2 separate regions of the Mus musculus genome follow, and region 1 is linked to region 2. The links are chromatin loops, found by intact Hi-C in ENCODE. Cell type or tissue: left cerebral cortex. All regions are shown on one strand. Links, peaks and the distances in the headings refer to the core of each region. The heading gives the core; the rest is flanking DNA. Region 1 overlaps Aig1 (androgen-induced 1). Region 2 overlaps Aig1 (androgen-induced 1).

What was found. A loop is a pair of places that touch in the nucleus more often than their neighbours do. Peaks named below come from ENCODE experiments on the same cell type or tissue, not always from the same donor. Only the 100,000 strongest peaks of a DNase experiment are listed, where the experiment ranks them.
Region 1: it touches region 2 in a loop (4-fold over the local background); 3 of 42 quality-filtered maps call a loop at or near these places.

What each region holds. Positions count from the first base shown.
Region 1 is chr10:13,773,963-13,790,783 of GRCm38, forward strand. All of the region lies in intron 3 of Aig1 (androgen-induced 1), which reads right to left. Among named protein-coding and RNA genes, the nearest start is that of Aig1, 87 kb to the right of the region's middle. In left cerebral cortex, for the core only: no CTCF peak of the experiment used is centred there; DNase peaks (open chromatin) are centred at 6,775, 8,543 and 8,972; H3K27ac peaks cover 510 bases.
Region 2 is chr10:13,837,342-13,854,162 of GRCm38, forward strand. All of the region lies in intron 1 of Aig1 (androgen-induced 1), which reads right to left. Among named protein-coding and RNA genes, the nearest start is that of Aig1, 23 kb to the right of the region's middle. In left cerebral cortex, for the core only: no CTCF peak of the experiment used is centred there; DNase peaks (open chromatin) are centred at 5,659, 7,363, 7,742 and 10,804; H3K27ac peaks cover 381 bases.

The DNA of each region.
Region 1 (16,821 bases), core at 4,610-12,609, 62 kb before region 2:
TTCTGATGAAATTTGGGAAGCCTGCGGCCATGTTATTGGATTTAGCATTTGAGAGCCCAGGAGGCTAGCCACCAACCACCTCAGCCATCCTGGTACTCCACCCTCCAATCTTCATAGACCCAGAAGTAGAAGTGAAGGAGAGGAGGGCCCAAAGCATCTAAACAAGAGATTCCTCTGCCAAGGTCTAACTGGTCAACCCCGGGACAGGAAGGCTGTCCAACGTCATATTTTCTTCTCCCGAAATCTTCTGCTGATGGGACTGAAAGGCTGTCCTCCACAGGGAAAGAGTGTCTGTTTGCCTTTCGAAAAATTGTCTTATTATTAAAAGGCACACAAAACAAAACCCCAACTCTCCAATCTCTTGAGTTGTAAGACCTGATTTCAGAAGACGATAACCAAGAATTTACCCATTTTCTGCGAGTAGCTTGTACCTTGAGCTAAAAGCCTTCTGGACATGAGATAAAAGGGAACTATCAAGAAGAAAAGAGCCCAAAACAGTGGTTAGAGTTTTGGAAGAGAAACCCGGTCTAACTACACTGATTTGGGAGTACTTATTTTATTCCCAGAACTCTACTAAAAACTGCTACTAAATTATATTGGTGGTACATCTTACATCAACAACACAACCTCAGCAAGGTAATGAAGACACTCAGAGGTTGTTTCTCTGCAACACAGCATTACGAGTGCCATAGGCTGAATTTGGAGCCTGGCTTTGCATTAGCTTCTTGCGTGGGCCAATCACCAGCTTCTCAGGCCTCAGTTCTCGATTATGGCGACATAATTAACTCAGGGCTTCTTAGGACTTCGGTGAGCTCACTCGGACAGTGCCCTGGTGCACGGGAAGATCCAGGCATCAGCAGTTAGGTTTGATGTGGAAGAAGATGTAGGAAAGGGGTAGGGACATCACTAACTACATTTACAATACCTTGCTAGCTCCCAATGTGGTAAAAGAACTTTCTATTTCTCTAAATCATTGTCTTTCCCAAGAAAACAGCCTCATGTGATGTGGGGGAGGGGAGGGGCTTTAACTGCATTCCCCTTCTGTCCTGACGGAATTGGAAGAAAATGACCTCCCATTCCTCACCAGACAGCTGCAACAGATTTCTAATTTCTAGACAAGAAGAACATCCACATTTCACGGATTTCTGTGGCCCACTGGAATTGGTGCTATTGCCACATGTGGTTGCTTATTCACCATAAGTAGCCCACAACTTTCTTTTACAGCTGGTAGTTCATAGCCAGCTTCACCTTTGAAGGAACAGGTCATGGGTGCCTGTATCCAACTGCTGGGCTACAGTGAAGTTACATCAGAAATTCCTATTTTTCGGGACTATATATACAACTCAGTTATATTAAGGAACATTCTGGGCAAATAACATTACTAAAGCCATAGCTTTTGCTCAGGGCATCCCAGTGGGGTTGTAGAATGGAGTTTCAATCTTTGTAAACTAATGATTCTCTCTGATGGCTTGAGTAGCAAAGGAGATGGTGATGGTATTTACTGAGACAGACAGCAGGTTTGGGAAGGGCACAAGGGTCCATGTTTCAATTTTGGATGTTGCATATAAAATGTCCTTGAGTAATCCAATGGATCATTGCGACTCATACTTACATTCCCAGCTCAGAGGGGAGGAGGTGGTAGCCCAAGCAGGGTGACTGTTGTATGAGGCCATCTTGAGTAACATGGTGAGTTACAACCCAAGTGAGTTCATGCTTCAAATATTTTAAGAAAGTGGAAGTGTGCAGTGTGGTGCCTATGTGTGTGTGCAGGAGTGCGTGCATGTGTGTGTGTGTGTGTGCATGACTGCTAGGAAACTGGGTTGGAGCCTAGCCTTGGTCCTGTGAGTATTCTATGGAGGAGGGACCTACAAGGAAATTAGAGTAGTCTCTAGAAGAAAACCAGAGACACTGTTGTGGAAGAGCCAATTAAGTTTTTAAAAATTGCACAGAGTCAAGAGATGTAGGAAATACTGAATAGCACAGCAGCACTTAGCATGGCAGTCCCTGAGAGTTCTGCCCCTCAGTCCTGGTAAAGAGAGCTGCTGGATGGTTGTGAGTCTAGCTCTCTTGCTGTCCCCACCCCCAACCTCCAAATCAGTGCTATATTCCTGCCTCAAAGGAATAAGGTAAAAAGAGATGGAGGGGGGACATGTGACATCCTCCTCTGGTCTCCATGGACACACCTACATACCCACAAATATAGTACTGAGAACTCAGTGTGTGAGTGTGAGCAGGGGCAGGGGAGGAGAGTAGAGAGATTCTTATACCCATGACTCACACCATCGTTAATGTCAACTGAAATCATTACATCATTTCCATTGTGATGCAGTCATCAGGACTCCCATTTGCTAACAAACCTGGCTTTCAAAGCAATCTTCCCCCCAGTCTCGTTAGCAGCAAACTCATCTGCCTCCAGCTTCGGCTATCAGCTTCAGCCATCCACCACCCACATCAGCCTGTACATCCCAACACTGTGAGAGATGTTTGTTTCATCAACAGACTCTCACAGCTACAAGTCCCTGTACAAGCATCAGTCTTGCAAAGCCTCTTCCTTATTTACTGTCTTGTTTTTAAATGAGACTTCTAGGTACTCATAATAAAATCCCCGTGCCTGTGTTGGCTGTCGGCAAGAGGCCTGCTCATGATCTTTGGCCAGGAGCCTCTCTCTTGGTGGTCTCTACCCAGACTTTTCTCTGAACCACCTGCATCGGTCAAAAGCTTACTTTTCCATCACGGTTTAGAACATCCTATCCAAGAATCTTTTGTTGATCTTTTCAGTGTGATGTGATCTAACACAGGCCTTCTAGTCTATTTTTCTTCAGTGAGGTTTGAGGGAATGTCTTATCGTCTATTCTAGATTCTATTCACCGAAAGGGGCCTCATCAAACTCACCTGGCATCCCCTTTATTACTACACGGAGAAATCAGGAAGGTTTTATTTAATTAACCCAAAAGCAAACTGTTAACAAGTTCTTTCTATAAAAATAAAATCGATGAGCACAAATATTCACTCAGAAGAACAACGCCCTGAAAACTTTAGGAAGGACTTCAATGGAGTTCATACGAGGTCAGTGAACACCGAAGCACAGCCAAAGATTGTTTTTATTTTTTAGATCCAGAATTTCTTTAACTTCTATTGCAGAATGTTTCAAATATACATAAAATAAGAAAGAATAGCTTTTTCCCCAGTACCCTGCTTAAATCAATAACATGTTCCCCATTTAATCTATTTTGTCTCCGTGGCTTCTTTCCTTCCCTTTTCTACTTCATGTGTTCTGGAACTTTTTTATTAGCACCTTCATCAAGGAGTGGGAAGGAAGTATGTGTCAAAGTCTGTCACCGCCCCACAGTGGCTCTTATTCCCTTTCCTCTAAAAGGTACAACTACTGGCACTTAAGAATGCTACTTCTTTGACTCCCCTACTGTGTCGTATCTGTGGAACCAGGCAACTCTGGTGAGCAAAGGTGATGTGCAACTTGGGATGCTTTCTTCTTTCACATGCTCCCTACAAATGGCTTGTACAAAGATGATGATAAAACTTAGAGGATCCAACAGCAGCCAGATGAGAGAGCTGGCTCTAGAGCCTCATGAGAAAACATGGGCTACCAGCCTCCAGACCATCCATGTTGAACAACTGTTACTCTAAGTCTGTTTCAACTGTTGAGCTGATATCTGAACAAAGAGAGAAAACACTCAGCAATATTGGGACTACCATGTTCCAGCAGTTGCATGAGAATGTCTATTTCCAACATAGATCATCAAACTTGATGTATGTGCCCCGTTCCTACCAGCTGTCATTCTGTTCCATGGGCATGCTGAGCAGCTGATTTTGAGTGTATACTGCAAAAGCAGTGACATTGGAAGGGCGGCTAGGTTTTAGTTCAGGTACAATTTATTTGAACTCCCTTGCAGGTTTCTGGCAAATATACATACATGCATACATACATACATACATATCCTTATATCCTACAAGAAATTTCACAAATCTATAAAATAGTAAACCTCCCTAAGATATTAATTATGGGGAATAAACAAAGCTCTTTGTACTATAAAAGTGAGCACAGAACTTGTTGGTATATACATAGGAGTATCTGGAAAAGGTACATTTCCCTCCTTTTGGTTCCCAAGTACACCTAACTTACAGAGGCAGATATTTTACAATATCTGACAATGACGGACTCTTCTGAAACAGAAGATTTATCACTGAACACTGAACTTACAAAGCTGGTTTCTTTTCTTTTTTTTTTAAACAGTGAAAGTAGTTGTGTGAAATAATTATGGGCAAAACCTTGGGACTTCTCCTAAGAAATAGGACTCATTTAAAATTGATACCTATCAACAGTGTCTTCATTTGGGTCACAGTAGCTGATATAATACACAACCGTCATAATTTGGAAATGAGGCTGAGGACATCGAAATGGGAAACTCTTACTGTTTAGACCAGCAAGGATTATACAGCCATTTCTTGGTGTCTGGTTCCAAGATCCTGTGAAAAACAAAATCTAGGATGCTTTAGTCCCTTATATGAAATAGCATAGTACTAGCATAGAACCTATGCCTGTTTTCCTTTAAACTTGAAATCCCTTATTTCCTTACATACAAACACAAAGGGAGAAAGTCTGAACATGGTCAGTGTAGACGCATGTTATTCAAATGTTCTCAATGAGTAGTTTGCTGAATTAAGGATGAATGATGCATGGATCCAGAGCACGTAAAGTCCTCCCATCCCAGCGCCTATGAGCCACATGTTACACCTAACGAACAGCTGAAAAACAGACTTGCCCTAATTGCCAGGGAAACAAAGAGAAGAGGACCTGGAGATGCATTAGCAACCTCTGCAGCTGTAAGCAGTTAACATGGAAAACAACTCAATGGACGGCATTGTTCAGCTTCAACTGCAGGAGGAGGAAAATAGACTTAGAAGAATTTGCTCAGAAATGCCGCTAACGGTATCTTTTTAAAATACCTATTATGGGGCTGGGCAAGTGACCCAGCGATTAAGAGCAATTTTTATTCTTGCAGAGGACCTGGCTTTGGTTCCTAGTGACTATGTGGTTTATAACCATCCTTAACTTTAGTTCCAGGTGATCTGACCCTTTCTGACCTCCATGGGTTCCAGACATACATACGATATATACAATATGTGTGTGCATGTGTATACACATGCATGAAAATAACTAACTAATTATTTTACTCCTTTTTACAACACAAGAAATAAATTCATTAAATATAATTTTGCGTTAAGAACTGGTTAGGAAAGACAATAGTTTTCCTGCAGTAAAAACAGAAGTGCTTTGTTTGGCGAGCATTTGAACTTTTAAGAGTTATTAACTTCAAATTGTCTTCTGCTAAACCATGATGTCCTAGTTCCTGGGCCTGCAGCACACAGGTGGCCCAGAAACCACACGCGTTCATCACAACTGTTGTCAGCGTCTCCGAGCCGCACTGGAGAGACTTGCTAAGAGTCTGTGGATTATTATGTTTCATGATGATGATGTTTCCAGAAATGAAGGGAATTACACATTAATACAACAATGAAGCTATGCAGGTAACCATAACAACTGCTACAAACTCAATAACATTCTACGATCCTGGAGGCTTTTTTTTTTCCCTTTTCTTTTCCTTTTAATTGCCAGTAGGAGCAGAGAAATTGGGAGAAGAGGCAAGAAGCATGGATGGCCCATCTGCAGGCTCACCTACTGTGACATACCTGCCAGGAACTTCACACTGGCCCTCTGGGTCCCTACATATACCCTAAAGAACAACCAAAGACTTGGACCTTTGCACAGTGTCAGTACAGAACTTCTGGCCAGAGAAGTATTTCTCCAAATTGAGTTCTATTTCCTGTATTTCTGGCTCTCCGAATCTGCACATAGACAAGCGGTCTATCTCTAACAGCTCGTCATTAGAGATAGCTGACGTTCCTAAGGATCTGAATCACAGGCTGGACAACTGCGAAGCAGGGCAGGGAGGCTTCTCAATCACCAAGTCCTGTGTGCAGTTTTTGGTCTTCGCTTTGATTTTTGTTACTTTTGATATGGTGACAAACAAGAATATACAAGGATTATTGAAACTTTCTCCTCACACTCTGAACTACAAAGAAATTGCTGTTATTGCTTTGAGGTTTTGCATGTGTGTGTGTCGGCTTTAAATTTCTGACCTTCCTGCCTCAGTTTCCAGACAGGTGTACACCACTACACCCAACTTCAATAACTGCTTTTTAGTGTTTTCTGCAAGCTCTTCTATAGTTTCTCTTTTTTACTTATAAATTAATATTTAGAACAACATAGATGAAAACTATATAGGATGACAGTAGATTAAGAGTTGGTTCAGGCAGTAAAGCATTTGCCTTGCAAGCATGAGGACTTGAGTTCCATTCCTAGAACTTAGGTTAAATAAAATGCCATGTGTGGTGGATAGGAGATCATGCCCATAAAGCTAGCACTAAGGTGATAGAGACAGGCAAAGCCCTAGCCCAACTGGTGAGCCCCAGATCAATAAGAAACCCTGTCTCCAAGGAGGTGGATGGTATTCCAGAGAATGTCACCTGAGGGTGTCCTTTGGTCTACACACACACACACACACACACACACACACACACTTGGCAGCTGTGCGAGCTGCTATACCTCTGTAGCCTAGGAAGCTTGTGCCTCACTCTTTCTGGAAACACTCGCCTTCATGGCTTTGCATAGATAGACCTTCCTCCCAAGACACTCCTCAGTCCCTGCAAAGGCTCCTTCCGAGTTTCTCTTCACCACCTCCTCTTCCACCCACCCCTAGTGTAGGCGCTAGCCAAGGCTCCATCCTTAGCCCTTTCTCCCTCTTCAAATCTTGCCTGTATTCTTCAGATCTTCTCCTTCAATCCTAGAGAAAGGTGTCTTGGGAAAAAATGGTCCAAACCATCTTTCACTTACCCAGAAATCTCCCCACACCCGCCTTCAGCTGGTAGGATGAATCTGCACCTTTCTAGTCAGGACACAGGGTATAAATGTCTTCCCTGGGTGACTGCAGTGCCTTCTTTCTCCGCAGGTCAGCTTCGGGAGGATCATACTTCAGTGCTGTTTCTAACACCACACATGCAGTTCCTCTCTCTCTCTCTCTCTCTCTCTCTCTCTCTCTCTCTCTCTCTCTCTCTGTCTGTCCAGCAGACACACATCCAAATATCTTGCTCATGTAAGACCTTCACTAGCCTCTCGTTTCTTGGGAGAAACCCCTAGACAACTTTTTGGTGCACTGGGCTCTTACAGATCAGAGCCTCTGCTTATTTTCTAACCATATTTCTATGACCCCCCCCCCACCACCTTTCTCTCTTCTTTCAGTTATACCCAACATAAATAGAAATTGCTCTTCAAATCATCTTATCACTAAAGATTCCCAACATCATTCCTCCCTCTTTGGAGCATTCCCTTATAATTTTCCTTAAAAGGAAACAAATCAGCACCCAGAACAGTCTCAGGCATAAGGGTGTTATCTGTTGAGGAAACCCCTTTATAAATGGTCTGGTCTCTTACTATGAGTCCTCCTTATTCTTTGATGATGAGAGAATGAGGTTTCTCTGATGAAACCTTTGGTGGTTTGACTAGGTCTGACCCCTATAGACTCATGTGTTTGAATGCTTGACCTATCGTGAGCGGCACAAGTGATGCGAGCCTGCTGGAGGAAGAATGTTACTATGGAGGAGTGCTTTCCAGTCATCTATGCTCAAGCTATGCCCAGCGTAGCACACAGTCTCCTTCTGCTGCCTTTAGACCAAGATGTAGAACTCTCAGCACCATGTCTGCCTGGATGCTACCATGCTTCCCACAATGATGATAATGGACTAAACCTCTGAAACTGTAAGCCAGCCCAAATTAAATGTTTGCCTTTATAATATTTGACATGGTCATGGTGTCTTGTCACAGCAATACAATCCAAACTAAGAAATACCCACTTCCTACTAACCCTGCAATGGTACAGCTCACAGAAAAGCTTCCCCCCTTTCAGCATGAGTAGGAGAAACAAATTTGTTTGTGTGTCTCTCTGCTCTGTGGTATCCTGAGTGTGTCATGGAAGCTTTCCGGTGCTGCTCATTGGAAGCCCCTGGGACTGTCCATGCAGAGGTAGAGTACTTGATTCATAGCAGGTCCTCGCTCATCAAATGTATCTGATAAGTGTTGTCATAACTCCTTGTAAATCGGCATGAACTTTAATATTCTTCCAATACGAATCTGATTTGGGTTGGAAACCCAAAGATGGAAAAATCACAGTCATCATCACCACGTGACTGCACTTCCCTTCTCCCAACCACGGAGGAGCTTCACAGGGGAAAGGGGTCTTTCTGCCTTGTCTGCTTGCGTGAATGCCAAGGACCATCGGGCAGATGACATCTCGCCCATCAAGATTCAGAGTGGGAAGAAATGAGACACGGTTCTCGAGGATTGACTCTTGCAAATAAGCACACGAGGTATCTGCACAGCCTCCCACTCCTCCTCACATCACAGCTCTTTCCCCTCCACTGCCAGTGTTCATGTTGAAAACTTCTAGGGATTCCAACGACTGATTTATTTCTTTGATATTCTTCACGTCTACCACATTTCAACTGTTCAGTCTAGTGTTAAGCACTGCCAGCGCCCAAATAATTCACCTTCAGACAGAATAGAAGGAATGTATAAGCTAGCCTTGAAAATTAATTACCACTTATGTAGCAAAAGTTTTGTGGGGAAACTATTTTGAGTTACAAGTGCTAGCTCATAAAAAAAAAAAAAAATCTGAGGCTTGCCTAACACACATTGCTAGGGGAATGGGAAAGCTGCACCTTTCTATTGTCGTTAAGTTTAAAAACGAATGTGATCTAAAGCAGACCATTTCCTTCCGTCTCCCTCCTCTCTTCTCCTGTCCCCCTTCTCTCCCTTCCTCTGTCCTCATTCTCACCTCTCTTGCCTTCCCTCTCCTCCCACCCATGCTTTCCCAAGCACACTGCTCTCAGGAATCTCCCCCAGTCTAAGCTGCATTGGCGGGAGAACCTCCAAAAATGTGTTAAGACTATGACTCACGTCACTGTAATTCTGCTTATAGGATTTATGGAAAAGCAGTGGGATCCAAGAAAATAAAATAAAAGTTTAAAAATCCCTCTGACAAGTTAAAAAAAAAAACCTTTCTAGGGGAAATAGAGTTATATAAAAGATTTATATTTTGTTTCATGTAGCGCTGAGGAAACCCATATCCCCTGTTAACTGCAGTCTCTAATTAGTTACAGACCATTGAACTCCATAAATATTTTCAAGGATTAATAGCAATTGACACATAGAGTATACTTTTAATCTTTAATAAGTGGTAATATTAATTCATTTTTCCTACAATCTAGAGAGGGTGCCAGTATATTAGTCCCATAGAAATCAAGGCAAAGAAGCCATATTTTGTTAACCAGCCTCCTAGAGTTGAGTGTGGCTGGGTGTTCCATCACAGCTATTGGTCTCTTTGCCACCACTACCATTCAGTTAGCTCCAGCTGTGTCCAAGGTGTCTTACCTCTATGGTTCTTTCAATAAGTCTCTTTCCTTGAACCTCAAGGATGTTACAGAGGCAAATAAATTCAATGGTCCTCAACCGTGCTTCAAAAGCCATGTGCAGGAGGGAACGTTTTAAAAATCCAGGTGGTGTGCTCCTCTCCCCCAGTCTGAATCCATCAGATCTTATGAGGGTGATGCCTGAGCCAGCCAGGGTTGACCACTGTGATGGTTTGTATATTCTTGGACCAGGGAGTGGCACCATCTGAAGGTGTGGCCTTGTTGGAATAGGTGTGACCTGGTTGGAATGGGTGTGTCACTGTCGGTGCGGGTATAAGATCCTCACCCTAGTTGCCTGGGCGTCAGTCTTCCACTAGCTGCCTTTGGATGAAGACATAGAACTCTCAGCTCCTCCTGTGCCATGCCTGCCTGGATACTGCCATGCCCCCACCTTGATGATAATGGACTGAACCTCTGAACCTGTAAGCCAGCCCCAATTAAATGTTGTTTTTTATAAGACTTGCCTTGGTCATGGTGTCTGTTCACAGCAGTAAAACCCTAACTAAGACAACCACCATGAATTCAATAGTGATGAGTTCTAAAAGAGAAAGTGCCATGTAAATTGCTAAAGGCAGATCTGGCTTCTAAGGGGAATGAGTTTTCTGTAAGGATTGTATTTCCTTTAATCATCTACATTGGTATAAAGTCAACTGAAGAAAATAGAAAATGTCTAACAGATACAGTCGTACCCCACATATGGTTAACGCTCCGGCACTTCTGAGAGATGCAGGAAACCTCAGCCTTAAAAGCAGATGATAAAGTGTCATTGTGTTAGAATAGGGTTCATAAAATCTTTACTTGGGACTTTGGTAAGGAGGCCCCTCTTCAACTGGGACCTGTGCAAGGATGTGGAAAGAAGTCTTTCAATAAGATAATGACCTACAGGGACTCTGGAGATGGGTACATTGGTAAGTGCTGGGTTTGTAGGCAGGCAGATCTCTGTTCTCTAGAACTCCTAAGAAGGGGGAGGGGAAGAGAGGAGATGGTGGAGGAAGAGGAGACAGAAGAGGAGGAGAAAGAGAAGGAGAGGGAGGGGGAAGGGGGAGGGGGAGAGGGAGAGGGAAAAAGAAGAAAGGCAGGCCATCATGGAGGTGAATATATGTAATCCTACTGCTGTATAAGAAGAGATAGGTGTGTTCCTGGGGCTTGCCACCCAAGCAGCCTAGCCTTGAGACCTTGTCTCAAAAATCAAGGTGAACAGCTCCTAAGGAGCAAGTCCTCTACACACACACACTCATGTATGTAGTTCACACAACACACACACACACACAAGTCCTCTACACACTCACACTCATGTATGTAGTTCACACAACACACACACACACAAGTCCTCTACACACACACTCATGTATGTAGTTCACACAACACACACACACACAAGTCCTCTACACACACACACTCATGTATGTAGTTCACACAACACACACACACACAAGTCCTCTACACACACACACTCATGTATGTAGTTCACACAACACACACACACACAAGTCCTCTACACACTCACACTCATGTATGTAGTTCACACAACACACACACACACAAGTCCTCTACACACACACTCATGTATGTAGTTCACACAACACACACACACACAAGTCCTCTACACACACACACTCATGTATGTAGTTCACACAACACACACACACAAGTCCTCTACACACACACACACTCATGTATGTAGTTCACACAACACACACACACACAAGTCCTCTACACACACACACTCATGTATGTAGTTCACACAACACACACACACAAGTCCTCTACACACACACTCATGTATGTAGTTCACACAACACACACACACACAAGTCCTCTACACACACACACTCATGTATGTAGTTCACACAACACACACACACACACAAGTCCTCTACACACACACACTCATGTATGTAGTTCACACAACACACACACACACAAGTCCTCTACACACACACACTCATGTATGTAGTTCACACAACACACACACACACACAAGTCCTCTACACACACACACTCATGTGTGTAGTCCACACAACACACACACACAAGTCCTCTACACACACACACTCATGTATGTAGTTCACACAACACACACACACACACACAAATGTACACATCAAAAATGCTTTAAAGTTGTATATATAAAAACATCGCATGGTTCTAAAATGTCTAGAATAGTAAGTATGGTTTAAAGTTAAGTACTATTGGGTTCCTTAGAATAACAGTTAGTTTCCTTCTCCATAATACCTAAAATATTTACTACAGAGACAATGAAGCGAGCCCATAGCGAGAAAGGAAATAGGATTGCTGATGTCATCATCAGCCAACCAAACACAGACACTGTCTCATTAAATCTCACTCCTGTGACCTTCTTCTTTTGGTGTGTCTCTTGGCTTTTGTGATCTACAAAGTATGCCACCATCTTGAGTATCCCAAGTCCTAGTGATCTCTGCCTCTTTCTTGTGCTCTCCTGAAGAAGCACAAACGTGTTCCCTCAAACATTCGAGGTTCAAAGCCAAACTCATGCAGTGACAGAACAGCAGGGGAAGCCTTAGAGGTGGCCAGGTCCATTCGTGAAGGGGCTTGATTTCCAGCCGAATGAAAGGGTTATAGGAACCGTTTACCCTTCCAGTCATTTGAGAGCATGATATAAGTACTGGCTGGAACCCAGAAGGTTATTGTGCACGACCACACCCCAACCTTGACTTCTAGTACCCAAACTGTGGGAATCAATCTAGCATATGATCGTTAGCAAGACTTGGTGGACAATCACCTAGCTTGACCTCAAGATTATGACTGCAGTTTTGCAAATGCCATTTTGCCTGCTTGTTGCTTGTTGCTTGCTGCTTGCTGCTTATTTTAGTTAAATGCATTGTTGTTTGCTTGCCTGCCTGCTTGTTTTGGTTAAAGGCATGTTATTGCCTGCCTGCCTGCCTGCCTGCCTGCCTGCCTGCCTGCCTGCCTGCCTGCTTGCCTGCTTGCCTGCTTTGTTTTTTTTTTTTCAGACATACTTTCACGTAGCTGATGCTGGCACTGAAGTTACTATAAAGCTAAGGGAGATGTTGAGTTTCTTATCATCCGGCCTCTACCTTCCAAGTGCTTGAGGTCCAGGTTTGTGACATCACACTCAGCAGCATTGCTGACTTTAATGTGCCACTGCATTAAGTGAACAGTTGTGTAAACAACCACAGTGCATCATTTTGATGTCGAGCTCAGTTGCATGCCTGACTTGCAGGCCTCTAAGAATGATGCAAGGGAAGGCTTGAGCTTATCAGGAGAGATGCCTTTGTTTTAGTGACTCCAATCAAACTTAAAGAAATACCAGTGACTTACTGGGAAGTCCCAGATGAAGTATCAAAGAATGTCCAGGAGAGCTTGTTTGAAGTATGCTCCCATTGTTATACAAAGGTACACTTACCAGGACAGTGACATGAAATACTTCTATAATTGCAAAAGTACGAGTGACCTTAGTCTTCTCAGAGTTCTAAAAGAGTTGATGACCTTTGTTATTTTTCAAGAAAAAAAATGCATTATCTTATTTTGTATGACAGTGAGAGCTGTCACATGAGAAGACCCACCTATCCCCAGGGTTGCCCCTACCCTTCAGTCATACTTGAGCCAGACTTCAGAGAACCTTGGGCTCACTACAGGTGTACACACAAGATCCCAGGAAGGCAGAGCGGGGGCAGGAGAGGAATCTGAAGTCTGATGAGCTGAAGCTTCTAAGCAAGAGTCAAGCCAGACTGCCTTTAATCCAGATCCTGGAGGGTCAGCCTACTTGCCGGGATGAGAAGTGCCATCAAGTAGGTCCAGGTTCTACACAGACAGCACTTGGCAATGTTGAAAACCACGGGCTGGTAAGTGCTGTCACCATCAACTAATGTGTTTCAATAGCAACACAGCTTACTCAGCTGGTAAACACACTGAGAGAGAAAACACTCCCTTCCTGGAGCCCGAATCTGATGGATTAAAATCCCACCTACAAACAGCTTACAACGGAAGGGAGAGTTAGCTCTTCCCACTTGCCGTACCCGACTAATTGCATCTTCATCTCTATTTTAGCTTCACATCCATTCTAAGTTCCTATCTCCCCATTTAAAAAAAATATTTTTAGAGCCTCTGATTCCTCCAGCAAATGGTTGAGAGACCAGGGAGATTTGCCTAAGGGAAACAATAGTGAGATACCGATTTTCTTCATTACTTAATTTTTCCATTTAATTTTTAAACATTTTACAGTGTGCTTCTCTCAAAGCCAAGAGGGAAGATCACTCTACAGAGATGTTAAGATCTGGTAATCCAATACCCAATTCAGAGCACTACTCCTGACACTATCACACACATTCCCTAAGTCCCTGGAGAAATGGTACTTCTTGAAGTCCCATACTTCAGTGACTTGGCAAAACTCCATTTCAGGGTCATTTGCAACCGTTCTTTTTGTGCAGAGCTGTGTGGATGTTACAGCAATGGCCTGGCACCAGGGCAACACTTTAGTTTCACAGGGGTGATCTTCCAGCGCAAGGCAAGAAGCCTGCTTCAAAGTCAGGTGGGTGCTTGAAGAGTACAGCAAGAGAAAGCCAAAGATTTGAGATGTTATGGAGAAGGCAGCTGCAGCGTCCGTAATCGCCCGCCAGACTTGCAGAAGGTTGCTTTGGTATTTTAGACAAACAGCACAGGTCTAACCCTGTGTGAAAAACATTTCTTAAAATGTGGTAAGTGAATCTGTGCATATGTCTTCAATTGAATCTGGCTCTGAGTGCCAAGCGTCCACCGAACTGATCGCAGTGTGCGGCTGTGTAAAAGCCGACCATGGTGGAATCTAGTTGCTATAGCTGCAAATCAAACAAATAAATGAGACACCATGGAATGTAGCAAAATAGCTGTGGTCTGAGTAGTCCACATTTGCCATATGTGTGAAGATTAGCAGTCAAATTTTAATCTAAGCAGCACTCTTTCCAATAGGTGCAACTGAGGAGAAAAGCTTAAGTGTGCTCAAGTAAGATGTGAATTCTTGGTCCAGAGATATACACCTTATATCGTAGACACACTTTTTCCCCTAGAATCTTTGTTATCTGGTCATGTAAGAAGTATGTACAAATGCCGAGTTTCTATAAGTATAAGATTTCTATTAGCATTTTTCTTGGAATTCCAGTGTTTGACATTAACTCATTGTTGATTATATAAGTAAGGATCATTTGCTACAGAGGCTTTATATTTTATTTTATTTTATAGAACCATATTTACTAGACCTACTATGTATCAGGCCCTGTGTTTGCATGACCACAGTATACCTCTTGAGTGTCCACAATAAGTTGTAAGTTCCTCATAATGGAACTAATTTGAGACACTCAAGACTTTGATAGTGGACCCCATTGTGAACAACTTCACAGATCATTCATACCAATTTATATCACTTATACTTTTCGTGAATACTAAAACCAGGGAGAATCTAGGGGTCACTTGGCTCAGTACCCCTTTGCAGATGGCTCAAATGTGGGTAGCTATGAGAACTGTGTCCTGGAGAAATGCAGGCATCTGTTGGGGTTCAGTCTGTGGTGAGTTAAAGCAAGAATATGAGTCACATTGTTGAATGTGAAGTGAAGGCAACAGTTGTAGCACGTAGAGAAAGAGGCCCTGCAAACACCAGTACCTGGATATATATGACAGTCACATTATAAGGCCAATCGCATTAACGTTATTCATAGGGATGAGAGGGATTGCAATTAGTGGGAAACAATTCCACCAATCAGAGCTAATTCTTGTGCTTATTTGTTAAGGTAAATCTTAACTAGTGCACTTTGTGCAAACTCATCCCAAGCTACAGATCTAAAGGTGGAAAGAACAATAGAAAATTATTGTTCTTGCTTGGATGAAAAGAATAATCTATTTTCCCTTTATTTTTCAAAAGAAGAATGGATGTTTATCAATGTCCTAAAATCATATACTAAATGATTAACCGTGATCTAGAGAAAGATGTTTCATGAAATAGAGCACTAATTTATGCTTAGAGGCAGCTCCTTACTAGATTGTACAAGATTCTTGAAACGAGTTCCCAAGAAGCAAAGGTACCAAGAGAGCAGGGTGCTGTGTGGGCCACTCCTAATCTGAACCCCTGAGAGATGCCCAGGCTCAGAGAAGTAGTCATACTGGTCAATTGGAGGCTGTACATGTACTTCTGATGTTTGAAGAGAAAAGACTGGTGCTGAAGATTGTCAGTCAATGGGTTCAACAAGGAAGCTCAAGGATTTCCAGTGGGTTACTAAGAGGCTGGGTTATACAACATGAAAATTAAATGGCACTGGTAATGTTCCAGCTTAGGTTCACATCAAGGTTCAGCCCAAGGAGTATAGCCAGAGTGGGAGACTGAGGGTGCTTACTCATTCACGCAAGCACTCAAGTATTTATTTATTAACTCATTCAGAGAACACTTTGTGAGTGTTACTATATCCCAAGTACTGAGTCAGATATGCTAATACACAGAGAAAGCTGAAACCAATGGAATGGAGGTACCCAAGTCAAGAGGGGTGTCAATCATGGGAAGTCAAAGCAGAGGGGAGGCTAACATGGACAGGCAGACAGGGGGTAAGTAGGGCTTCAGCAGAGGAACCAGGAATTGGTTTAGAGTCGGTCCTGGGGGACCTTTTAGCGTAGCGTGTGTTTGTGATCCACTATTACTGACACTTTTGTAGTGGAGAATACTAAAGGCCAATCCTTACCTTTGGAAGACTATGAATGAGCTCAGAGAAGTTAGCTAAACACAGCAGTGGACCCAAAGGATGTTGACGTATTAAGTGGTTAGAGTCATAAACAAATGGTCATGGGGAGTGGGTGGGAAGGAGGCTAGATAGCACAAACTCTTAGAAATGGGTTTCTACATCCTATATGCTTGGATAAAGAAGTACGCACTTACAACAAGAATGAGAACAACACCACGTTCTTGCTATCCCCGTGGCCACTAGAAGGGCTGGGACAATGCCTCTCAATTCTCAGAAGTTTCTAATTGTGGTTATCACAAGGACCCCTCATGAACTCTAGATATTTAGAATCCAGTCAGCTTGAGGAAAACTGGATTCCTCAAGAAAGAAAATACCAGTCCTTCTCTACAGTGTTGGTCTCCAGACCACCATTGTTTCTTGTCTATTCCAGTCCCATCCTTTTCCCTTGTGGCTTTCCTTATGTAATCCTCTCTCTTCACAGTCGTGCATACACATAGTTATTCCCTGTTTTACCACCCCTTGATCTGTAAATCATTTTTAGTAGCTGACATTGCATCTCACTTTACCCTTCAGCCAC
Region 2 (16,821 bases), core at 3,042-11,041:
TGGATGAATCTATGTATATTGCAAAGAATATATACAATGCAAAGAAGAGAAGACAGTAGACTGTATGTTGTTTATTTATTCCTATAGTCTGACTACATGTGCCATATACATACATATATGATATACACATATGTGACACATACATATATGTGACATATACATATATAGGACAGATGTTTGTGTGACATACACATATATAAAATGAATTATATATCTGGAAGACACAGAGATTTCTCCCCTGCAGAAAAGTCAATAAAACCTTCAGGAAAGTGGTATGAACTCTGGCCCCTCCTGTATTTTTTCCTCCCATCATATGAAGCCTCGCAGTGCAGGAATGGCTGTTTTGTTTTTAGTTCCCAAAAGCTGCAGTGATCTTCTTACTGGAAACCAGCCCCTACAGTGTCTGTGTGGGAGGGGGGAGCTTCCTGAAGGAGTTGGGCAACACATGGGAAGGAGAGACACACCATCACCCAGAGGGACTGTAACACAAGCTCTTTGAGGAAGTCCCCCCTTCCACAGCTCTCTGACTCCTTAGTAATGCATGTCTTCTCCTGTCATGGGATCAAGAGCGAAGGCCAAAAGTAACTCAGCAGCACGAGGTAAGCGACTCACTGCAGAGCCGGACAGGAGAGCTCCGCAGAGATCTGCCGTGCGTTTGTTTTCACGGTCTTCCCCCCAGGCACGTCTGAACATCTTATAGCCATTGCACAGTCACAAAGTGGGCGGTCATCCGTGACTGGGGGATCCATGACCGGTTACATGTTTAAATGCTACACTGCAAAGTCATCAATGTGTTTAAAAGTATTTCATGCTCCCTCCCGCTGAGACTATGTCCATCAATTCCCCGGCTGGTGAATTGTCCTCCCTGACCCGTGGAGGTCAGCCTCACCAAGCCAACATGGACCTATCACGCAAATGACTGAAAGTGTCACCTAAGTGACCTGCTTGGAGCCTGGCCATTTTCAAGAAGCCTTTACCACAGGCATTTCTGAGGAGATGGACTAACTGCACCACGAAGCTCCGTGGTTTGCAGGCTGTGATTTAAAACCCCCCCGCTCATGTGCGCAGATGTTTACCTCATAGCACTCCGTCTCATTACTGGAAATCTATGGAACGAGCCATAAGTCAGCACTAGCAAGAGATACATTTGGCCATAACAAAAGAATGATAATCCTTTCAGTCAGAAATAATATGCTATGATAAGCAGCATGGGAAGACAAGACTTGTCAAGGAAAATCGTAACAATATTTAAGTACAAGGTGGACAGTTACCTAGAGAAGGTATTGACATATGTTCCCCACAGGCAAGGGTACAGTCAAACCACACTGCATAAAAACTCAGTAAGGGGACAGCAGCCAACTTTCCACGGACTCCCTTCTCTGGAGCAAATGATGATAGGAAGTGCCCAACCTGCCAGTGTTCCGCCTCCATGTCCACAGCTACTGGGAGGGTCCTACTCTGACACCACGAACTACTCAAAAAGTGGAGACGTTTATAGAGTTCATATAAACTGTTAGTGCAGCAGGGATCCTTGTTAACCTGGAATTAAAACCACTATTGATCGCTTAAACAAGTATTTATTGATTAACCACTAGCTACAAACTCTAAGTAAACTGTAAGTGAGGAAATGCAGGCTGTTAAATGGTTGTGCATTTGCTGTCTAGAATATGTCCAGACAGGCCTAACCTCCAACATACTAGTGTCTGTATTTGCCAAATATATGATGTGTAGTTTCAGCACATTAATAGCAGGGAGTCATTATGCAGGGGAAGGGAGGATGCATTTAGGAGTAGAAATGTTTGTAAAAGTGAATTAAATCTTCTAATACCATAAAATACATTCCAAGTTTTTACTTATCAAGACAATTTATCTCACAGATGGCTTCAGCACCGGATGACATCATTAAAGGGCTACAGAATCTAAAACCTAAATCAAAGATGCTCTTGACCCGAGTCAGGATCAGATGGGATCTTAACTGATATGTGACCTAAAATCAGACAACAACCCAGAACCTGTGTGGGACGTGTACACGGCAACAGAAAGTGAATGCGAAATTGCATGAATAAAGCCAATTAGCTAAGAACCCCTAACCTCAGAAATGTCTCTTGTAAGTATTTTAAATCTATGACATGCTCTTTCCAACATTCTGTCTATATAATTCAGGTGTAGATGAAGGCAAAACTGTCTCTAAATACTGATCTTTATCATGGGAAATAGGACCTCCTAGGCAAATGTTTCAAGATAAGTTTTATAAGGTTTTGCCCCTTCTCAGACATTATCTGCTCCAATTGGCGACTTCCACATTATACTGACCTTCAAATAGAACACCTTGGAGTTTGCCAGTGTACGTGGTAAACTCCCACAAGTAGTTGAATCATATTTTCAAGTTTGCTTTTTGTTATTTATTATTACACAATTTTTGTTGTGTAGTTATTTATTAACTACAGAATATATGCCTTTAGATTAAGTAGATTTATGTGGGCTCTAGGTCCTTTCAGTTTGAGAAAGTATATGACTAGTGCTACAAGAATCCCACTACCATCCAAGTGAAATGGCAGCATGGATCTTAGATACATTAAAAATACCTAAGATACTTCATAATTTCATAGTGACAGAAAAAAAGAGAATGTGAGAGTTCTCGTTTGTATGAGGAATGCAAACAAGTGTTTATTTTTGTTCTATACCTTTGGGAAACAAGGACAAATTTCGTCAAGTTGGAGCCACACACCCTTATGAACAGCCTTCTGCATGCCTCACAGAACACCAACTAGGAGATGGCATGGAACAAGGGAACTACAGGCATGCCTCTCTCCTTTATCATGACCTGCTTTTAAAGGAAAAAGTAAGTACCTTTTTTATATAGGCACTTACTTATAAAGGCATTAGTATGTGCTTTTAGATTAAGAGGATGTATGTGGGCCCAGGGTCATTTCCGTTTGGGACAGTATGAGACTGATGGACTATGGTGCTTTGCAGTGCAAGGTCACTGGGGTACAGAGGTGTCAAATGAATAATTAGAGATAGATCATGTAGCTCAGACGGTCAGAGAAAAGCCTGAAGCCCAATGAGAAGCAGGAGAGGCGGGTATTGGGAGGTGTGAACATCTGGGAGATGGGAGCCCATAGCCCCAGAATAAATTCAGGCTATTTACATTGAAAAGATCCAAGTGTGGCTATAGCAAATAGGTCCCAAAGAAAGATTGTAGAATAAATCTCACATATTAATTATGTTCTCATATACACTGGGCAAAAGAAAGAGAGAAAGAGAATACATCAGAATCAAAATGCCTGTTCCCAGTCAGTCACTCAGGAGCTGTCGCAACGAGATAGACAGTTTTAGGCCTGCCTTGGCAATTCCCAGATCGAAATGAAAAACTTTTGGAAAGACCTGCTGGTTGGTGGTGGTGCATACCGTTAATCCCACCACTCAGGAGGCAGAGGTAGGTGGAACTCTTAGTTTGAGGCTAGTCTGGTCTACAGCTTGAGTTCCAGGACAGCCAAGGCTACACAGAGAAACCCCATGTGAAAAAATAAAAAACAAACATCAGTAAGAAAAATCTTTTAAAAGGCTAAGGATATACCCCAGTGGTAGAGGGCTGGCCTACCATAAACACGGCCTTAGGTTCCCAGGACTAGGAAAGGAAGTTTTAAAAAAGATTATAGATTTGAAAATTCTACTAAATAGGTATAAAAGCATCATATGTTTATAAAATAATGACTATGGACTGATTGTTTCGAATAACTAGAAATATAAGCGGAAATTTCTTGGCTCAGACATCTTTTTGACTAAAGTGATACCTTCTGTATTTGCTTTGTTCTCATAAACATATAATGTATATGTGTAAACACTAAAAGAGAACACTCACTAGCCAAATCTGTACATGAACAAAACTATATTTTTAAAAGGTTGAATATACCAATATAAGATACAGTTACATCACAACACTGGTTACACTGCAATCGCTCTGGATAAAAGGAAGAAACGAAGCCAACGTCCCCTGGAGAAATTCCACCAGGCATTAATACAGTACACAGTACCTCCTCTAGAAGCATCTATCTGGAAATTTTTAAGAAAAAATAATCCAAGAGCCACAAATCAAAAAATAAAGTGCAATTTAAAATTTTAAACTCAATAAGAAATAGGGGTAAGAAGCTAAGGCCTCAGAAAACAAACTGTAGGATCTACGCTGACTGGTGAGTTCCATTAATTTGGACAGCTAGCAATCATTTCCTCGCTAGAAAACAAAACAAAACAATAATTGCTAAAGAAGAGAAATTTAAAAACACACTAAATTTTACAACTGAACCCATACCAAGATCTATATTACATGTCAATTATTCCTGGGGGAGACAATAAGTTGATGGAAAATTTTGTATACTATGTTAAATTTTACTTCAGCTTGGCATGTGTTCTTGAATTTTGGTCCTTGATAAAACACAGCTAACATTACCAGGTACCAAGGATTTATGCCACATATTCTCCACCCTTGGATTTAGGAATGTATAATTTTGTAGGTTTGTCATGACTTTTATTAATATTATTACTGTTGTTTTGTTTTTGTTTCTTGTCTGTCTGTCCTAGGTTACAGAGCCTTGTGAGGATGGTTGTGTGATACTCATTATTATGTTTTGATGTCCAGGGCACCTGACTAGAGGAGATAGCCTGCTGCCTTTCAGAAAGTACTTCTCACTCTCTCAGCTTCTGCTTTGTCTTCTGGAAAACAGCCATACAACATTTACTGCATGAACTTCCCACGAAGACGTGAGCGCTCACATTGGGAAACACCTGGAATCCAGGCTCCCATTTAATGCTGACATCAGCCCGGGAACCATTTCAACACACAGCACAAAGATAACTCAGAGTGGGGCAGAGGCTACTATCTACTCCCTCAAAAACAACAGTGACGGAACCAATAAATATAACGAACGTAGCTCAGAACGTGGTGGCTGCCAATCATTTCTTCTTCAAAAATGAAAACAGGGGTTAAAAAAAGAAATTATACCCTTTCTCCTCAGATGCATGAGTGGCCAATTTGACATGAATTCTAGAGACTCTGCCAAACACTCTGATGCTCATTCATGGTCTACTACCATAGACAGCCATGTAATAAAGTGGAATTCCTTGATCTGGACAAGCCCTCTCTGACTGCTACAATATCACCTAATTGCTATCTATAGAAGGTTGTGTCCACCATCCTGCTAATTGGGTAGAATACATAGGAATTGCTAGAACAGCTGTCTGCCACAAAGGGTGCTCAGAGGGAAGCAGTAATAAAGGTCTCATTTCACAGGATTTTTTTATGGAATCCATCATATTTAAAAGATATCAGACTGAAATCATACAAGGCAAATTGTGCTTTACAATTGTACTTTCAGACAAAGTCACCATATTTGGACACTACACACAGGACTTTGTCAGAGAGTCCCGAAGCACACAGGACAAAATATTTACTCTTTCAAATCTCAACTAAGTACCCTGAAAATGCACCTTTGTGCTATTTTTTTCCATTAACCACGTGTTATTTATCTACATGCTGAGCTACTGTTTGTTAAAACTTAATTCCCATGCAGTTCTCTGCATCTGAAGAGCCAATGAACATTCTCTGGAGATGAGCTGGCAAACTGACTGAAGGGCTGCCAGGGCTATTTCTGGAGGTGATCGTCACTCTCAGGATTATCCTCTACGCGCCGTTTCTCTAGGGATGCCAGAACACACTTCAGGAGAACTCACTTGACCCCGAAGGTGCTCCTCTTACCACTTCTTGAAAACACCTGTCATACAGAACTCATCAAATGGCATGATAACACCTGCTGCTGTTCGTTTCATTTTTCACATTGTGAGAGCTTTGTGGGCTGAGACAAAAGTCCTTCATCTTTGCATCCACAGAGCCTGCCACGGTCCCTACTTATAAAAACACCATAGGATGATACAAATATGTCCCTTGCCTTCGCTGAGTTGACAGTGAGGCCGATGTATATAACACATTACAGTATGGTACATAGTAATGGAGGTAGTGGATGAGAACATGTTTCCCCTACAACATGTCCTATCTAAGCTGAGACTTGACAAATGACATGAGGAGAGTGAGAAATAAGGCTCAGCCTACTCTGGGAAAAGCAAAACAAGGAGCGGGGGGGGGGGGCAGAGTAAAGCAAGGGACAGGAATGGGAAGGAAGAGGCAGAGTAAAGCAAGGGACAGGAATGGGAAGGAAGCCATGTCCAGAGATGAGCCTGGAAACACCAGGAGGTGATACTGTGTCATCACGAGTTTATAAAGCCATAGCAAAGGTCTTTGTGCTAAAGGAAGAACTGGCCTATTGGTGAGCTAGACAGAGGAGCAGCCCACTGTAGAAACCCTACTGATCCTGGCCTAGAGGGTCCAAATATTGAAGACAGACGGGCCAGTTAGGAAGTAGTTCAAGCAAGCCAGGTACAGGGTTATGTGGGAAGAGAGAAAAGGTGACTGATACACAGAAGAGGAGGCAGGCTACAGAGATGTTAAGGATACTGAGGGAAAGCCTAAAGCAGTATGCTGACCATGGACATGGTTAGCAAGTGGACAAAGAAAACCCATGGCTAATCCTGATGGTCAGCCTGATTGGATTAGAAGGGATTAGATTATGGAAGCACACTTTAAGGATTAAAGTAGGCTTAGGAAGACCTGCCCTACGTGTGGGCAGCAGACGATGTAAAGGACAAAGGGCAGAAAAGCCCATGCCCACACTCCCCACTCCCTGCCCTCTCTCCTGACTCACTCCAATTGGCAAACTGCTGCAATGCTCTCTCCATCACGAGGACCTGAAACCTCTAACATCCTGAGCGAGCTAAATCATCAGTACCTTGAAGTTACTTCTCTCTGGTATTTGTCACAGACGCAGACAGGCGAGGAATACACAGGCCCGGTGGAAAAGGTGCCAATCGCCAAACATAAACAGCTCACTGGAGTTTCCTTATGATGTGTGTGTTCCCTTTTGAGTCTTCAGGGCCCTGAAATGAAGGGACGGACTCACTTGGATGCTTAGATAGTTCCAGACCAGACACCAAAATCCACAGAATGCTGACAATCAAGAAAGCCACATGAAACAGGAAATGTGAAGTGGACATCTGCATAAAGGGCATGAGGAGAGCCCTAAAAACAGCCAGAAGAAAACTTGTGGAACAGAAATACCAGGAGAGGAGAGATGCCAAGGTAGGCAGGGGACCTTCAGAGGACAGTTTAACAGCCACAAATGAAAAAAAGGGGGGCATTTTTTCCACTGGCTCTGGTAAGTAGAAGGGCTATACGCCTTGATATTGAGTGCAGGTTTAATAGGCCTTCAAGGCTAGGAGCCAGTGTGGGATGGGAATTGGAGCTGAGAGACTAAAGTCAGTGAGGAAAAACTTTATTCCTAAAGCATGATGGGAAATAAAAGATAGCAACTAGAGGCAACTCCAGAATATTTTACCCCTTAAAGAGTATATTTTCCAGTCATTTGAGTAGGACTCATTGCCTCCTGAAGGGATTTTCTTTATTTAAGTCAGCTCTACTGACTAGGAAATCAAAGATGTAGGAAGGATGTAAAAGACATGATCCATTTGTTTAGGAACGGTCATTTGCTCAGTATCAATGAACATGGATCAGATACTTAAAGCACGCACTGGTTTCTTCATTCAGCTAACTGTATGTGATACCTCGAGACACTCAGTGCACTTCTCGATATAGTAAGCTACACTCTGCCCACACACATCTGCTCCTTGTAAGGACATCCAAGGTTCCATCTGGACAAGACATTCAGCAACACCTCAAACAACAGAAAGGAGCTCACACCTCCTCCTCAAGGTGAAGGACACTTCCTGTCTTCAAGTTTCAAAATAGTTTCTCTGTTAATGGGCTGCTAAGGATGCCAGCAAAAAAGCAACATTTTGATTGCTAGTAAAGAGAAAGGACCCAAGGAGGAAAGTGGCTGCTGGAAAATGAGCAAGACCTCCACAAAGAAAAATCACAGAGTTTATGCATGCAAGGTTAGAGACCACCCACAGAGATGGAGGAATAGCCTACATTGCTGGGAAGAACAATGTTGGAAAATGTCCATTTTCCCTAAGTTATAGTTTAAGGTTTCTTTGTTATACCAATTAATAGCTTAAAGTCTTTATTTAAAATTTGGCAAGCTTATTCTAACATTAAATGGAAATGAAACAGGCCACAATAATGAAGATAATTGTAAATGAATTATTTGTAACATAAATATAAACAGCAAATTAATTGGCCGCTGTATTTCTTGACTTTAGGTTAATCCCTAATAAGACACAGATAAAGCAATATTTGTTTTAAACTGCACCTTAATAGCGAGCAGCTAAATGATCTACCTTTAGCCTGCTTGATAATCTGTCTCCCAGTTCCATCCCATGATACTTGCATGTTATTAATCTGGCTCTTTGGGCTTCAGATGTGTTTCCATGATCTCTCTCTCTCTCTCCCCCTCCCCCTCCCCCTCCCCCTCCCCCTCCCCCCCCTCTCTCTCTGGACCCCTTCCTCATGGCTCCAAATCCTCCATCTTCTGGCTGATCTGAATCTCCCTCTCTCCCTTTCCCTTTCCCTTTCCTCTGGTTGGCGGATGCCCCACTCTATTCTCTATTCTACACAGCCACTGGGTGATCAGCTATTGAAAAGGTGGAAGATAAATGCTAAGAGTTATTTAAACCAACCTGAGACAAGAAATTCTTGGTATAAGCACCGCAATGCTGTGTCCAGATTGAAACAAGATATGAGGGCAGAGAAATCTGCATTAGAATGGCACAGGGCAATCTTTACACAGTGTGCAAAAACATTATGCCTACAGATAATCTTTAAGAACAAAGTTGGAGGACTAACATGATGGAACGTCAAGCCTGAATTTACGGACATAGTTACTATAAAGTGTGGCATTTGTGCAAGGATAGGGAAATAGACGAGGGGATCAGAAGTCAGACGTTGATTCATAGTAAAGCTACTAGGGAACAATGGAGGCTCATGGGAGCATGGGAGAAAGCAATGACCCCAGACCCCCGTCACACCATACACAAAAACACTGCTTGAGGGACAGATATAAATGTAAGATGACAAAACTTCTGGAAGTCAGCATAGAGAAATTCCCTCATGGTCTTACATAAGATAAATACTACATTAAAGACCAAAAAAAAAAAAAAAAAAAAATTCCCCACAGCAATGAAGTAGATTGATAAATTTGGCTTCAACAAAGTAAAAAATTCAGCTGATCCAAAAAGAGCATAAATAGGGCCAGCGAGGGGGCTTGGTTGGCACAGCACCTCCTTTGCAACCATGGGGAACCGAGCTCCATCTCCAGAGAGTCTATAAGACAAGCCTGCTCTTGTCATTCACATTTGTAACCCCAGTACTTTGAGGCAGAGACAGGAGGACGACCTCCAGAGAGCCTAAGCTAATCAGCAAGCCCCAGGGCAAAGAGAGACTCTGCCTCACAAACAACATGGTGGCACCTGGGGAATGACCGGGAGGTTAACCTCAGCCTACACATCCATGAGTACACATGTGCACACATATGCCTACATGGGCACACATATGTGCACGTGCATGCACGCATGCATACGCGTACACACACACACACACACAAAGACAGCACACATATAGAGTGTAAGTCACAGATGTGGAGAAGTAGACTACTCTATGTATCTGAAAAGGGTTCCTACCCTTTATTTAAAAGTAGTTTTTCACAATCCAGAAACTAAAAGTGAGACAACTTAACTTTCTTTTAATGGACAAAAAGTTCAACAGGCATTTCACAGCACAGGCTACTCAAGTGGCCATGAAACAAATAAAAATGTGAAACAATTTAAGTAGTCAGAAAAAAAATCAAGTTAAAACTATAATAAAGTATTACTGAAAGCCCATCAGAATAGCCTGCATATTTTTAGGTAAATTAAAAAAAAAAATACCTATGCCACAAAATGTTACAGAAAATACAGAATAACAGGAGCTTCTACACACTTCTATAAGGAAGAGACATTGTTAGAGCTACTCAGGGAAATCATTTTGCACTATTACTAAGCTAAACACACAGGTCTCTATCACTCATCAATGCTACCCCTAGGCAGAAATACCCCTACATACACACACACACACACACACACCCATTATTAAGAACATTTAAGATATGAAAGTTACTCAAAAACCCATCAGAAGTAGAATGGAAAGCAATTCTAAAAACACACGAGAAGGACCTCACACAGCAGTAGTAAGAATGAATGCCAACACATGCAACCATCCACAAACCCTGCAGAGAGATACTAAGAAAACATCCCAGGGGAAACTATATAAACACAAACTATAAGTAAGCTCTGTAACTCCACTCTAAGCAGTGCTGGCCTTGTGCTGAGGTCAGAATAGTGGTTATCGCTGATAGACAAAAGATTTGGAGGGCTTCAGGTTTGACGGGTTGATGGGTGGTGACGCCATCTCTTGTTGGGCTGTTCCTGTAAAAGCTGAGTACTTCTCAGTCTGTCTGTGAGAGTTTGACATAAACAAGCAAGTACTGGGGCACAATAATAGAGGCCCAGGAACAGACCATGGTCTTCTACATTAACATACCTACAGACATGGAGTTTAAATGGCATTTCTAACAATAAGAATCTTAGAAAGCCGAACACATAATGGCATTTCTAACAATAAGTATCTTAGAAAGCTGAACACATTTCTGTAGCTCATATAAGGGCATCTGCCAGAAGCAACAGAAGCAACTGTGAATATTGTCACCTAGAGGCAGAAATGTAATGTCATACCCTAGAGCCATACTCTGAGCCTCATCCCAGCTGAAGGGAAGTGACAATTCTCTGAGCTGCTAACTCCTTCTGTTTATCCCTAGAACCGAGAGAAAGGACCAGAGTGAAGGCAAAACCAGGCCCCTTGTCTCTGTCATCACAGTATAAAATAGACAACACGGACATGTGACCCCTGTGGTGACGAGCTGTTTCTCTTATGTGCTATATTGCAAGTATATATTGCACTCTGAATATGTCTTTTACTTATGTGCAACTGAGAGATGCAACTTTGTGTAGAGCTTTCATTTGAGTGCGTGATGAACCTGAAGTTAGAAATCATAGTGATGGGGCAAATGAGGTGAGAGAGGGATTCTTTAGTGGATCCAGGGGCAGAAGAAATCTGGAAACACGTTTCTCAACTGCACAGGGGAGAAAGCTTCTATAGTTATCATATCTCCAGTCAAAGCTATAAGTTGTCTCCAAGCACTAAAACAGTACAGTTAAAAATATATCCATGTCCATCAGCAGAACAAATGCAGACTGGACAGACGCACATGTCTCCCAGGGCTCCTGATGTGAGTTGATTAGGCCCTATGGCTAGTTGTTAAGGGGATTGTGTTATCATCTGTAATGCTCTATACTCCTTGTCTTAAACTCCAGGGCTAGTTATCAAGTGCTGTGGTCTGACATTCCCCTTCATTATTTTAGTGAATATGAACTATATGCCTGTCACAGTATAAGTTGCCTTTCAAAATAAAGACAACAATAGTAAATGCAGACATTCTTGGGGCTCTTGTCAATGTAGGAAGTTTTGAACAGCCCTCTTTAAAAGTTTCTAGATGAAACTTACAGCCCAATTAAATTCTTATTTTCCACTGCCAGGAAAGCAGATCCAAACCTTGTCCAGTCCTGCTTAGATAGGCTTCCTCCAGCAGCAGATAGGGCAGATGCAGAGACCCACAGCCAGGCATATGAGAGAGAGAGAGAGAGAGAGAGAGAGAGAGAGAGAGAGAGAGAGAGAGAGAGAGAGAGAGAGAGAAAGAGAGAGAGAGAGAGAGAGAGAGAGAGAGAGAGAGTCTAAACTGGAGTTCTCCATCCGATCCCTCACTGCAGAGCTCTGGGAATCCCAAGGAAGTGGGGAGGTAAGACTAGGAGTCAGAGGGGGATGGGGGAACCCAGGAGAAAATGGCCACTGAATCAACTAATCAGGGATAATAATGCTCTCACAGACACTAAAGCAGCAAGCAGGGGGCCTACAGGCATCCGCACCGGGTTCTCTGTGTGCATGTCATGGCTGTTACCTTGGTGCTTTTGTGGGACTTTTAACAGTAGGAGAGGGTGTATCTCTGATTTGTTGTCTCCTCTTGGGGTCCTTTCCCTCCTGTTGGGTTGTCCTGTCCAGCTCATTGTATCCTGCTCTGCCATGATTGGTAGTCTGTTAGAGGTCTGCTCTTCTCTGATGGAAAGCAAAGAGGAGCTGATAGGGGAGAGGAGGGGGGGCTGGGAGGGGAGAGGAGGGGGGGCTGGGAGGGGTGCTGTGGTTCAGATGTATTGTATGAGAGAAGAATCTATTTTCAATTAAAATTTTTTTCAAAAAAATAAATTCTTACTTTTTCATTTCCTTTATAAAACTAGTTGCCAGCTCTATCTAAATCACATTAAAACAAAATAGAAATAAAATTACTTGTATTATTTTTAATGAAAAAAACCTCCAACCTTGTCTGAAATCAAGATAAACACAGGCTAATGAAAAAAAACCAACGGTCCGAGTTTTCAAAGAGGGTAGAGGAGTCTCTTCTTGTAAACCTGGGACCCAGACACCCAAGCAGCAATGGGAAAGGACAGAAAACACTGAAACAGAAGAGACGATTAGAGGGGTAGAGGCAGCGGGTCACACCCCTGTGAGGTTTCACTTAAACTAATCAAAGCCGAAGAAAGGTAGCAGAAAGGTATGTGTATTTTCAAATCAGCCGGACACCACTGGCAAACAAACAAATCACACTTGACTGGGATTCAACTGTGCCTGTTTTTTTGTTTTGTTTTGTTTTTTGTTTTTTTTTAAAACAGCTGGGCACAGGTCTGCCACTGACGCCAGTGTTTAGGTTTGGCATGAGGCCTCCCCAAACAACAAAGCAGGTGGCACCCCACAAATACACGCTTCTAATAAATCATTCTGTCAGTTAGCCGGTAACAGTTACATATCTTCCTTCCAGCTCCTAATTGGCTAATCAGCTGCAAGTCCAAATTACATAGTACTGAAAGCAATAAAAAAACCTAAGTGTGTAAACAGCACTACAATGGGCCATTGTGCCAGCAAGTTTACCCTGTGGAAGCATGCTATTTCTGTTTGGGTAAAGAAAGCCTTCATAATAGACCATTTTTATGAAGGCCCTAATCAAGCAAAAAAAAAAAAAAATGAAGGAACACAATATTTAGTTTGGGGTATATATTAGTTTAAAGAGGAATACAACTTTAGGCAGGAAGCAGAAGGATAGGCCAGGAAAGGAAGACTGGGGGTCAAACTATTTCCTTGTTGTCTGCCGGCACCACACAGAGTCTCATGTGTATAAGTTACTCTATGGTTAAATGTTTTGCAGTTCCTCTCATGTCTACAATGCACAGGCAACAGAGCGGAGACATCAGGAGGTCAGGAAAAACAAGCACAGTTAGCTTAGCTTCTGCGGATGGAGAAACGCTCTGAGTGGAATACTAGTTGTATCCAGAGCACTTACGGAACCCTTTGCAGGACTAGCGGCAAGTTAGAATAGCTATTAAGTACACTAAAAGTTATCAAATGGCTAATATGAACTAAAATGGCTAAATGTTCTGTCAAAACCAGATGTGCTCATTGGAAGGTGGAATTTTTTTAAAAAGTGATTATTACTCCTAAATCATAACTAAAATAGAAAAAAGTAAATAAATATTTTCACCAAATATTTCTCCAAAATATTTCCGACATAACTGGACATTTTTAAAACTCATGTGCTTCAACTTAGATATGAAGATTATTTTTTCTTCTGATCTTGGGTCATTTCCCAAACATGTTCAGATCGTTTTCTAATTATCTAGTACAACATTTTTTATTATTCAACTGAATTAAAATGTTTAAGAGCTATATATTATTGCTGGGGTGCTTATATTTTAGTACAATTTTAAAAATGAGATAGCCACCAGGGGAAATGTGTGGAAAATGCTAGTGAAAATCCAATTAATCCTTGTGTACGGGGCTATAAAGCATAGTCTTGGATATTTGTGGTTTTCATTTAGATTCAGAGCAATGGGGTTGAGGGGGCTTGGGGAGTGAAGTCAAGAACTGTTTTAACATAAATTCTGAAAGAAGAATAGAGGTATATGAGGCTTAGAGGAGACTGAGGCTCCAAGTTTCACTTGGGAGGACCATCAACATCTGGAGCGCCTTTCAGGCCAGGATGGAAAATGAGCTCTGCAAGGCATGGTTGTGGTCTGGAAAGTGGGGAGGTCTAGAAATGATTCCTGGGGAACTCAACGCGGAGGATGAAGACCAGGAAGAGAATACAACCAGGAGGAATAAAACAGGAAACCTCCACAGTGGCTGGATGATCCCCAAAAGAACAGAGATTCACAGAGGTCAAGTTCTGGGGTAGTGTTACAGGGAAGTGACCGATTGGGCTAAACATTTCTGGGAGCTTAAGTTATGTAAGGACTCAGGGATGCCATAGTATGAGCTGGTTTTGTGGTCAGCAGTGGCTTTAATTAGAGCTGATTCCTTGTAATGAGGTGTGTTTAAGAGAGAGCAGGAGAAGAGGAAGCTGGAAGCAGCAGCTCCGATTTCAGTTTTCAAGTTTTGTCAAACATACACACATACACAGAGAGAAGTTGCATAGCATTAGGCAATTCAAGACAAAACAAATGTGATTGTATTCTGTTGTGTTTAGGGTGACGGGTGGCACCGTCTGTTTGTACGTGGATGGAAAGGGGGCAGTCAGAATGGAAAACTATTCAACGGTAAGGGAGAAGAGAGAGAGAGTCTGGCCATGGAACATTCAGTAGGCAAAAGGTGCTAAGGTTCAGTGTGTTCACAGAAGAGTTGACCACCGTAAAGAGAGGGGCACATGGGCGGTGTTAAGTAATGATAAGGGGAAAGGTTTACCAGTGACCCAACACGGAAGTGTCTTCTGATTGACCTTATTCTCCTGAAACAAGGTCACCATGCTCGCTGACTTAAGATTGGTATCAGTGAGGATAAGTAACTGTGGCGTTCCTATCCCCAAATGGAACATCTACAACATAAACCCTACACTTAAGGCTTAAGGAGACATCACCAAAGAGGAAACAGAAGGATTTTAAGAGCCAGAGGACCAGGATGACTTCTGTGTGATAGTTTCTTTTAGAGAGGACAAAAATGTTGCTGCCATGAGCCCTTGGCAACATGGCTGCCTACAGGAAAACTTCAAAGACCACACTAGTCCACATGCCAACACAGATGCAGGAAATTTTCAGAGCCTCATGCCTAGATGAAGAGCTATAGGCAAGGAATGGCTAATGAGGAAAGGAGAATCAGGTTTCTTTGGTTGGTTGGTTGGTTGGTTGGTTGGTTCATTGACTGGTTGGTTGGTTAGATTTTCCAAGGACAACACTCCTATCTCAAGCGGTCATCCCTAAAGATATACAAATGGAGCCTACAGTAATTAAAATCAGTAGGAGATAAACACACGCACAATACATATCACACATAAACACACACATATATATAAAGAGGCCCTGAAATCAAGAAGGAATTGGGAAAACTGGAGAAATTAGAGTGTATAAAAGTGATGCAAATACATTGTACAAGTGATCCTGTAATAATAATGATGATGATGATGATAAATATAGTGTTCTGGGGAAGAGAACAAGTTGTGAAAGAAGACAGACAGATGCCCAAGATACTAGGACTGAGACGAATGGGTAGAAGGCATTCTGTGATGAGAGGAAGCTGCCTAGAGGCAGTTAGTGCAGCATCTGAGATCTTTAGTCATGACTCTTCAGCCACAGCAAGCAGAATCCTGTGTGGCTTTCTTTAATATGGCGCAGCTGCGTGTATAGGCATGGCCAGGAGGGAAGCTGGGTTCACTCAGGAGTACAGCTCTTCCATGTAGAAAAAGACTAAGGACTGAAAAAAAATTGGTGCTTAAAGATACGCTAGTGTGTACTTACTGAGCAAGGGATATATGCGGACACATAAAATAACGAGGAAAGAGGTACATACAGAGCTGTCAACAGTAGATGCAGACGGACTGTGGGACCAGCAAACGGCCGAGGAAGGTCACCTGGGAGGCATGCTCCTGGAAAAGCAACCTCACCTTTTCTTTACAATCTACAGCTCCTCAGACAGCACACTTCCTTTCTATTTGTGTTTAGGGATCTAGGCCACATTTTTTTTCCTTTTCTTAAATTTTTTCCCAAGCAGGCTTGGTGGTGCACACTTTTAATCCCAGCGCTGGAGAGGCAGAATCAGCAGGATTTCTGCAAATTTAAGGACAGCCTGGTCTACACAGTGAGCTCCAGCCCATCAGGGTTACATAGTGAGACCCTGTCTCAAAGCACACGTGTACGTGTGTGCACATCCACACACAAACAAACACACACACACACACACATGGTTGTCAATAAAAACACTAAATAAAAAATAAAGCAACTGAGTTACAGTTCACAGGAATATGTCCCTTGGCTGCTCACATATCTGCTAGACACCAATCTCTGAATTGAGAGACCCGTTTCTCGTTCTTGATCTTAGATTTCAAAGACATGGAAGTCATTATAAAACTGCTCACCGACAGGTCCCAGCTAGCTTCTACCTACCATCCAGATCAGCATGGCTTTCTGGTATTGGGCCAAAGCAAAATCTTAACAGAACTTATGCTGAAGTTTACAGGCTAAGCCTCCTGGTTGACAAGGATACTGCAAACGTTTCCAACTTCTCCTCCTTTTGTTACTCAAAGTCACAAATTACATCTTGGTTACTTTACATTTAAATGATGTTTTATTTATTCTTAGAAATTTGTATACATGTATACAATGTTTCTTGGTCAGAACCAACCTCCACTTACC